Regions from separate parts of the Homo sapiens genome. Here region 1 is linked to region 2. A link is a loop called in an ENCODE intact Hi-C map of the cell type or tissue named here. Cell type or tissue: endothelial cell of umbilical vein. All regions are shown on one strand. Region 1 has its middle 240 kb from the start of NUP35. Region 2 has its middle 120 kb from the start of NUP35.

Region 1 (5,000 bases), 110 kb after region 2:
CGGGCGTGGTGGTGGGTGCCTGTAGTCCCAGCTACTCAGGAGGCTGAGGCAGGAGAATGGCCTGAACCCAGAAGGCGGAGCATGCAGTGAGCCGAGATCCTGCCACTGCACTCCAGCTTGGGCAACAGAGCGAGACTCTGTCTCAAAAAAAAAAAAAAAAAAAAAAAAAAAAAAATTATATCAGGGATATTTTGGAGGAAAGGTGATAGGTACTGGGGTAGCTGTGGGGGTCAGGAAGGAGACAGAAAAGCAAGTACTTCCATAAATGAGGCTGGGGCCATATGTTCAAGTTAGAGCAAAATGTTAATGCCATGTCTTCTTGCCTTGGAGTTTCGGGAGAGGTCAAAGGCTGAGAATACTGTTTCAGACTCTTACATTCTAAAGTGAGGTGCTTGGCATCCTAGGTGGCACTTGCAAAGGGGGTGTCCAAAATGGATTTTCTAAAAAAATTTATTACCTAGATCACATCCATATAAGGGTGAAGCTGGCGAGGCTGAGAAAGGATTTATTGGAGAAAGTTATCAGTATGTTGAATTATTCTTCTTTGTCAATCACACCCCCAACGGATGTAATGTGTAGGAGGACATTTTCCTTTCACTTTAAACCAGGTGCAAAGTTTATCTGTGTCCTTTAGATGTGAGGGTCTCCAAGGCTGGTATTTGACTCATCATGCCTGAAGGAGCTCTGGGCCAGAAGCTGAAGCTGGCCCTGTCCCCTTCTGATCCACACAGGAATGAGAACTGCAACGGAAGCAAGCTGCACTTGCTGGCTTGTGTGTGTATGGTGTGACATACGCAAGGTTTCTTGGGGACAAATGTGGAGCCCCTGGATTGATGATAGTCAGAGACTACTTGAAAGTTATCCTGTCCAAGAAGACCACTGTACAATGTGACCAGAGATGGTAGTCACTTGAAACCTAGGGGCTACTGGGAAGCGAATGGATAGCACCACATGTGCCATTTTTCCTGCACGAGAAAAAAGGATTAGCTTTGGAAGCCACATTCACAGGGCACCAATCCCAGAATCTGATAGGGCAGTAATCTGGGACATCTTCAGTCCCGTTACCTCTTTCTTTCCATTCTCTGACCCTGGAAAGAGCGCATATAGGAGAGGAAGCAGGGCCGCCCTCCCACCTGGCTTCCTTTCTCTTCCTTTCAGGCTTCCAAACTTGGGACAGAGGTGATTTGATGGAGGAGAGAAGTTCTAAATTGAGTCTTGATTTTTTACACTGGCCTGGATAGACTTATTTGACTTTTATGCTGGGCCTCATTTTAAACAAATGCCAGAAGAAAGTTTCTTTTTATTTAATATGTAAGAGTGTCTAGAAAAGCCATGGGACTTGCCTGGGATTCTATACAGAAGGGAGAAAGAATGAGTCCATGAAGCCAGTTTAATGGGGAGAAGCAAGAAGAATATAGTTTCTTTTGTCCTTGAATAAGTCCAGCTTATTCAGTGACCAAGTTACAATGGTTTATGAGAAATATATGTAAAAGTGGAATTTTAAAAATTCACTTTTGATTGTTAACTGAGCTTTTAAAATAAGCCACTGTTCTAAGACTGATTTACTTGGGACTCTGGATTTATTAGAATTACGTATATAAAATAAGGGAATTGGATTAGATGATCTTTTATTTCCCTTCTGAAACTGCATTTCCATGAATCTATGATTTTTAAAACTAACATGATGGTTTGAAGTGAACTTAGAAAAGATACTGCTAAAGTCTTAACACCCTAGTTTTGAATTTAAATGTCTTTAGACACTTAATATATGTTTCAATATATATTAGAATTGAATTTAGTGTGGGAATTAGATTACTAAATTATCACGTAGGGCAAATATCTGGCACACCAAGAATTATCCCTGAAACTCTCTTAAGCTGTTCAAACAGCATATCCAGTAGTTTTTTTAAGGAACAAAAGAATACATCTTCTTGGATAGTCCATCACTCCTTTATTCCTGTGGCAACTTCTATATGAGCCTCAAACTGCAGGTCATCTTCTCTGGAAGGTCTTGTGCAGCTTCCACTTTGTATTTGGGATATAGCTATGTGCTCCCTGCACACTCTGAACTCCCTCATCATAGTGGTTAACATGCTCTATTGTAACCATCTGTGTATTACAATGGGATGTTTAACAACAGAAGAATAGTCTAAATCACTGCAAAGAGCCATGTAAAAACTTTTATTGATTTGAGGGATGACTTACTTTTAAGAATGGTCTGCAACACTCCTGGAAACAGAATGTAGCCTAGACTTGGTAGTTCATAGTCTGACTTTGGATAATAGCTACTTAAGGAAATTCGATTTAGATCATGAAAAGGAGACCAAAATGAGGTATGTCTATGCAAAGGAAATTACAAACAAGATCCGAATGTCATAATGTCATGTGCCTAACCACACGGACATTTAAATTTTGAATCTTGGGATAATGTAACTCAAACTACCTGAGGCCAAATCATTAAACAAAAAAGCTTGATTTTATAGATGGAAGATAATTTAAATTAAATTCAAACTGTTAGCACATGGATACCATAACGTCAAATAAACATTTAGGATTTAAAGAAAGGTAAAATAATACATTTCTATGCAGCAGATTTCTCCTGGAATCTGAGAGAAAGAACAAGAAAAGAAAAGCTATTTAAGAGAGAAATCTTACATGAAACTTGTTCATGAGATATCTTACCTGACTATTCAGCTAGCATGTCTGGCATGCTTCAGAGAAGCAATGAAACTTACATTTTTTCCTTATAATGGTTTTATTATTATAAAGTCTGTTTCATATTGATGGTATCAGAGAAATTGCAAATCTTGGGGCAACGCTGCCCTCTGCAGTGAGCAGATCAAGATTATACTCTCAATTTCTAAAAAGTATTTCAACTCCTCTGGGTCAATAATTTTCTCCCAAACCAAATTGATCTACTTGCTGAGTGAATAGATGACGAGTTTAATCTCCTTCCTATTTTGATGAGATGGGCTATACTTCTTAGAGGGTATTTTCTTGTATTTTCTTTTGGGCCTAGAGCCATCAACTCCTCTATCTTTTTTTGGCCTTTCTCTGTTCCTTCTATAATTCCAAGGTTCTCAAAGCCTTCATTCTCTTGTTTGCCCTCCTGGAGGCCATTGTGAAGCTTAAGATATCCCAAGCCTGCAGGAGACTCTCGCTATAGATATAATACAGGATGCCTGCTGAAATTTGAACTTTGCATGAACAATGAAGACAATTTTAGTATGAGTGTGTCTGAAATCTTGCATGAGACATACGTATAAAACACCCTTTCATTTTTCAAATCTGAAATTCAAATTTAGCTGGGAATTCTCTATTTTTATTTGCTAAATCTGCCAAGTCTCCCCATCCCTCCAACCCAAATACCCCAAAAGCACCCACTCAACTCACCTGACCCAAAATGTATGGGATGCATGTACTACTACCAGCTCTTCTAGTTTTAGAGTCTCATCACACATCTTACATCAGTACCCTATTGATACATGTCCATCTGTGTGGGAGCAGGAGAGAGGGACTACTTCCTTTCCATCTTCTCCTGGTCAAACTGGTTAAATCCTAGTAAGGTTTAATTCTTTTACCACTCCTTGGCCTGCTTTAGATTTCTCTTGTAGCCATTTTATCCTTCCTTTTGCTGTTTTCCAGTATGTGTCCTAGAAGTTATTGGCTTAAGCAGGAACCCTCTTTGGGAAGAAGGTGGAGAGTCAGTCATGGAGTAAGATTCTGGGCCTGAAGAGGAGCTGGATATGAACTGTGGGTATAGAAGTTACAAAATCAATATCACTATTTCTTCCTAAAACTCTGGCTGATGATATTACTTTAGAATTAGCCCCAACCCCTGTGAACTTTAGAGTTAAAAAAATCCATCCTTCAGATTGGTATAAATCTTGACCTCTCCTTACCAAGTTACATTAGAATCAATAAATTAAGTGTAAATGATTTTATTTTGGAGTGAGGAAAGGCTTATATACCATTGGCATTAAAAGAAGTGATAAAAATAAAATGGCATATAAAGCAGATAATCTGTGAAAGAATATTGGTTAATTTGAACCTATGTTACTCATAGTAAAAACAAAAAACTAGTATTTGTATGCCCAAAGAAGTATTTTCAGTGCCTATGAGTGGTGGTTTCTTCCTCAGAGTAGGGAGAAATAAATTTGGAGAGTTTGGAAATACCCAGCCTTATATAAACAACTATAATAAACACTAACACAACACAAAACCTTTTAAGAATATTAAAGGAACAGGAAGAACTTGTTCTTAATAGATTCTCAAGAGAATTATATTTCAATCCTTAGAAGCAGTCTTTCCTTTTATTTTTCAATATATTCAATGGAAAGATTTCAATAAAAAATCCAGTGGGACTACATGATAGCACCATTTTGATGTCATTATGATCTGACATTATCTGGGGAAGTAATTTAAAGTATTTCATTAGATAAATGCCTTAATGAGATTGCAAATAGTTTGAAAGAGTGGTGCATTACACTAAAAAAAATCAGTGCAAGAAAACTGATGTAGAATCACCAGATAATTCAAGTTACCTTCAGTTAGAAAAACAAGTGCTGCTATCAAAATACTATATAGCTCTGACTTCACAATTACATTTGTAGTAATTGGAATTATATTATTAAAAAGGATACAATATACGTACTTGGTACTCGGCATCCAAATCTTCAATGTTAAAGGCAAACAGAAAATTGGAATAATTGTCAAGGGATATTTAGAACAAAAAACTGCATTATTAGTTAGTTATCTGTCTAGGTAAAATGAAAGAACCACAGTCAGTCATCACTAGAAAGTTTTAGAGAAGTGCTGTCTTCTGTTTGCAGAAGTTCCATAAAAGTGAATAGCTCAATCAGATGCTTGATAATGTTCAGATGTTGATTTGAACCTCAGGGCCTTATCTAAAGTGGCTGCATTATGTATTTACTTATTATTTTTACCATTTGTCTATCAAGTACTAAAAATTGAACTTGAGTCAACTGAAGTGATACAAT
Region 2 (5,000 bases):
TTCTCCTGGCACTCTGGGAGCACGGTTCTGGTTTCTGCTCTATGAGTGACCCATAAACTCTGCCAATTTATTCTAAGTCCCACTGAGAAAAATTCTTAAAGAGTTACTATTTGTCATTTAGGATATATTTTACATAAAGAGTAAATAAATATACATGTATGTACACACATATGTGTATATATATGTATAATGAATATGTATACACGCATATATATGTTATACTACGCTTTCTCTTCCTATAAATATATACTCTATATGTAGTCTAAAAATGCTTTGTTATTGAAGATCTGTTTAGCTAGTAAGTTTCTTTTCATTCATGAAAAAGACAAAATATATGTTTCTAGAGGTTATTTAGTAATTACATAACATAAATTGGATATAGAAGTTATATAAAGTTTAATCTCTAATACTGTAAAAATATCTCTTGAGGGTATTGTGGTCTTGTTTTCAAAGAGTTATATTTTAGGGATACATACTAATATGTTTACAGAGAAAATAATCTGACGTTTGGGACTGGTTCAAAAACGATCTGGGCAAGAGGAGGGAAGTTATAGATGAAACAAACTTGATTATGTTGATAATAATCTTAATTTTTCTGTATACATTTGAAATTTTCCTAATTAAAAAATACCCATATGTTTGAAACACATATACTTCTGTCCTCTGACCCCACACTCATAGGGAAAATTGGTGGAAATAAAATGCAGATCTCCTGCAGTGTAAACGTGTGACCCTGAAGCCCTAAGTTGTCAAAACTTCCAATTGCTCAGTGGCACTAAAGTGCATGCATTTATTTCCAGGAGTATTTAGCCCATGTTTCTATTCATTTCCTCATCATTAAATCTCAGTTTCAATAGCACAGGGTGCCACAAGCTAAGAATCAGGTGAAACTTCCTATGAAAATAAATGCAGAAATTCCCAATTGTGTCTATCCTAATAAAAGCAAAAGGAACAACTAATTACCTATCTTATTTTAGAAAATAAAGTCATTGACAAGGTCATAGCCCTGCTATCCAACCTGACTGTGGATTATTCTGAGTACAAAGCAAAGCTAGTTTTTTTTTTTCTTGCCAGCGAACTCTACAAGGATATACCTATACTGATCTTTCTCAGGTTATTTTGTAATCACACTAAACTTGACTCCATGGCACCTAATTATTCCTTCAGGAACCCCTCCTTCCCTGCCACTGACCATGTATAGAAATCTGAAAACATTTATAAAATACAGTTGAATATATATTTTTTGGTAATAAAGATTTTATATTTGAAGACATGTTTACTAAAAGGTATTTCATTTATAAAAATTTAAACTTTCCTTAGTTTATATTTGACATTATTAGAAAATCAGTTCTCCATGTGGAACCTTTCATCTAAAATGTCGCAGGAACTGGGAATGGAAAAAAGGAAACTTTACACATTCTTTCACATCTTGAGTTTTTCACATGCTTTTTCTTTGCCTGAAATCTCTTCCCCATCTGTCCCTTGCCAGGTGGTAAATTCTTGTCCATCCTTCAGGGGCCAGCTCAGCTCAAGTCACTTCTTGCCTGATGTCTTTCTCAGTCTGTAAAGGATGCGACAAGGGCCTTTGCACACAGTATATCTCCACTATTGTTCTTACCACATTGTGCTGTAATAGCTGTTTTTGTATTTTTTCCCTATTAGATTACAAGCTCCTGCCAAGAAGACTTTAGTAACATTTATTAAATTGTTGGGTTGAATTGTGTATTCAAAGAACTGTTGAAATAATGGAGAGATTTCAAATAATAAATACATAAAAGCAAGAAAATGTCAGGGTTGAGGAAATGTTAACTGAAAAAATTACCTTTCCCCCAAAGTAATGGCTAAATATAACTTGCTTTTTGAGAAAGATTAAATCACCTTGAAAATAATCATTGACAAGAACATTTGTCCTACATTGTCACATCCAGTTGGAAAACTGCATTTAATAGTTTACATTCAATATAAAACTTGGACTCCTTCAAAAGATAAGTTGATTTTCCTCTTTACAACAAGATACAAGTTACTTTAGTACTTCATAATAGAATAGAAAAATGATTCAGGTTCACAACATGAAAAATACACTAGGAAAGAAAAAGATTTTACAGATAAGCTCCAGGTCTACAGTAAGCCAGAGCCTCACAAGAAGCTATTACTGTGTAAAGAGTAATGTGCTCCCTGTATTGAATGCAGCACAGTTGATGCGTTCCAGTGGCATCATAAACAACAAAACCCAAGTTCAAATCATTCACCTGAACTTGTAATTGAATTTTTCAAGATGTGATTTAGTGTAGTAGATGGAACAAGGATAAAATATTTCAAATGCAACAGTGATTGAACAAGTTAGAAAAATTAGTAGGGAGTGAATATTAATACGGGGTAGTGTTCAGACATCTTGAGATAGGAAAGCTCCTCACTCACCTAATTTAACAGTGAAAGAGAAAATAATACCAGGCTGAGTAAGAGGACTAGTGAGCAAGGAGAATATAGGACAATATTTTACCTTTGGAATGATAAACTTAGTGAAGTCGCTGAAAGCTGTGGTATGGATGTATCTTTTTTAAGAGTGCTGGATTAAAACTTAGGAAATATAACTATAAATCTCAGCTCATAGGTAGGACTCAACAGGCCTCCAGTTCCAAATTTGGAGACTCTCTTCTTTTTATTAAAGTGTATTCAAATGTACTACATTACTCAGAATTTGGCTGGCTAAAAGATTTATAAATTTGATGAGTTGCGAACTTCTTTTACCAAAATATGAGCTCCAAATGCTGTGAGCCTGGCAATTCTGTTTGTGTGAATGGGCTTTGGATTTCCCAACATTAAAGTTTAGTATTTATTGTTGGGTCTGCAGTGTATGATGAGAAATACTGACATGAATTTCACTGTTTTGATAATGCCAGCACCAGGGCAGAAACACTTGGTAGGACTGAGATGGCAACTGATTCTACAATATTGAGTGGCTTTCTAGTGAACCCTCAAGGCTTTGAATGGAAGTGCACTGATGTTTTTCATTGTTTGCTGGATGTAGCCTTTTTCCTGATATTTGGAGGTAACTCTCAATTCTTACCTCCTTTCCTTGGAGCTTAGAATTAGAGTCTGTTTCCAAATATAGCCAGCAGATGGTGCAATTTACTTTATTTATACTCCATCTCAAATGAAAAAGCATTAGACTATTCTATATACATACACACACATAATATGTTTCAATCTCATTCATATGTACAAATTTAAGTGTATGTTTCAAAACTTTTTATCTATTCGGAAACAACCTATTTAACATAATTTATCTCCTTTTAGAAAAGCAGTGTTCATTTTTTAGAGTTTTGTTAATGATTCAGACTTATATTTTATTAGCTTTATAGACCTAAAAGGAAGACATGAGAGGAGACTATTAGTCATGACAGGAAATATATAATTTCTTTTTGATCAGTTTTCTTACACAATTCATAATCACATGTCCTGCAAGACAAGAGTAAAGCTGGTTCTGATGTGCCCATGTAATTCAGCAATACTTAGCTATAATTTTGAGAGTCCTGTAATAACAAATGTTAAAGTTCTGATTTGGTAAGTGTATCCAACAGAGCTTTCAAGTTGAAATTTATTTATGGAATCATTTCAGTTATTAGACTATCCATCCTATCTCTTGTCAATAAAGGATTGTTTTCCATAGGAGATAACTAATAACTTTATAGAATTTTAAGATGTAATAGAATGTTATTGTCCCCTGGAGGTCACACTTACCAACCAAAGGGTAATAACTTTTATTAGAAGGCTGAAATAGTCTATAAATATTTCATTAAATCCTTAAAAATGTGCAGGTGTTAATTCTGCACTCTCTTCTTTTGATTTCTGGCTACCACACTGAGATGGATAAAATGTTCCTGGGAACCTGGGGAAAATGCAATTGTGCTGAATTTATCACCTGTAATATTTCCTGGTGGGATTATCTGAATACATGTGGATTTTAGGAAGAATCTTCTCAGAAAATTTCATTATTATTCTAAATGCTAGGCTCAGCATCTAAGTTCTGCCTTTATCATTCTCTCTCCCAACATGTTCCTACCAATTCTCAGCTCACTTTAGGCAGCAGGTGAAGAAAGGAGAGAAGACACTACATTTTCTGGCCATCTTAGTCGATTCAAAAGCATTTATGGAGCATCTGTCTGTGCAGGGCACTGGCGTGGTGCTGAGCTGATTGAGTTAAAAAAGACATAGACCTTGTCCTTGAGGCAAAGCAGCTGCCAATTGCTGACTCCAGGGAGAAGTGTTTTTATTTCTTCAGTATGGGCAAAGTTGCCATGGAGCAGGTTATGTGCGGGTTTGAACAGGTAGGGGATGCCCACATCATTCCTATCATCCTAGTAAACAGATAAAAATTTCACTTTATCAGACTGCAAAGAAATGCAGTTTAAATTTCTGAGAAATTAGAATTATAGAATACTCTAAAACAAAATATAGTTTTGACTTTCAGGTTAGCATTGTAACTAATGACATATTGCAAAATCGAAGTCCCTTCAGGGTTCAATTTAATGAATACAGAATAGAACTTAAGGTAATAAAACAGATTCTCACACAAAGGGTTGGTTAGATTTTGCATCTGAATGACACTCTGCTGTTACCACCCAGAGCATCTTTTCTCTTCTTGAACCACAAAAAAGACTTGGCTTTCTGCTTTTACTTCTCTCGAACATCATTCCTATATAATAAGTCACTTGTACAACACTTGCGCATAAGCAATGAGTATGAGGATATTTTGTGTGTGACCCATTTACTTGAAGGAATTGTTCTATTCTAGGCTCTTTGGTTGCAAGGAACAGGAACCCACTCAAATGGTTCAAGAAAAAAGTGATTATTTAAAAAAGAGAGAAATTCATGAATAGAAAATACAAGAACAATAGTCAGGTTTTATAATGAATGTCAGAATTCTATTTTCTTTCTCTTTTTATTTTGTAAGTTACTTTTAACAAATGGTCCCAGGTGAACTTGAGGAGGTCAGGCGG

The links. Peaks named below come from ENCODE experiments on the same cell type or tissue, not always from the same donor. Only the 100,000 strongest peaks of a DNase experiment are listed, where the experiment ranks them.
Region 1: a loop joins it to region 2, with 16 times the contacts of the local background. A loop is called at or near these places in 17 of 110 quality-filtered maps.

Annotation. Positions count from the first base shown.
Region 1 is chr2:183,357,253-183,362,252 of GRCh38, forward strand. No RefSeq gene overlaps it. Among named protein-coding and RNA genes, the nearest start is that of NUP35, 240 kb to the left of the region's middle. In endothelial cell of umbilical vein, no CTCF peak of the experiment used is centred here; a DNase peak (open chromatin) is centred at 2,809.
Region 2 is chr2:183,245,970-183,250,969 of GRCh38, forward strand. No RefSeq gene overlaps it. Among named protein-coding and RNA genes, the nearest start is that of NUP35, 120 kb to the left of the region's middle. In endothelial cell of umbilical vein, a CTCF peak has its summit at 3,092 (motif pointing right); a DNase peak (open chromatin) is centred at 3,292.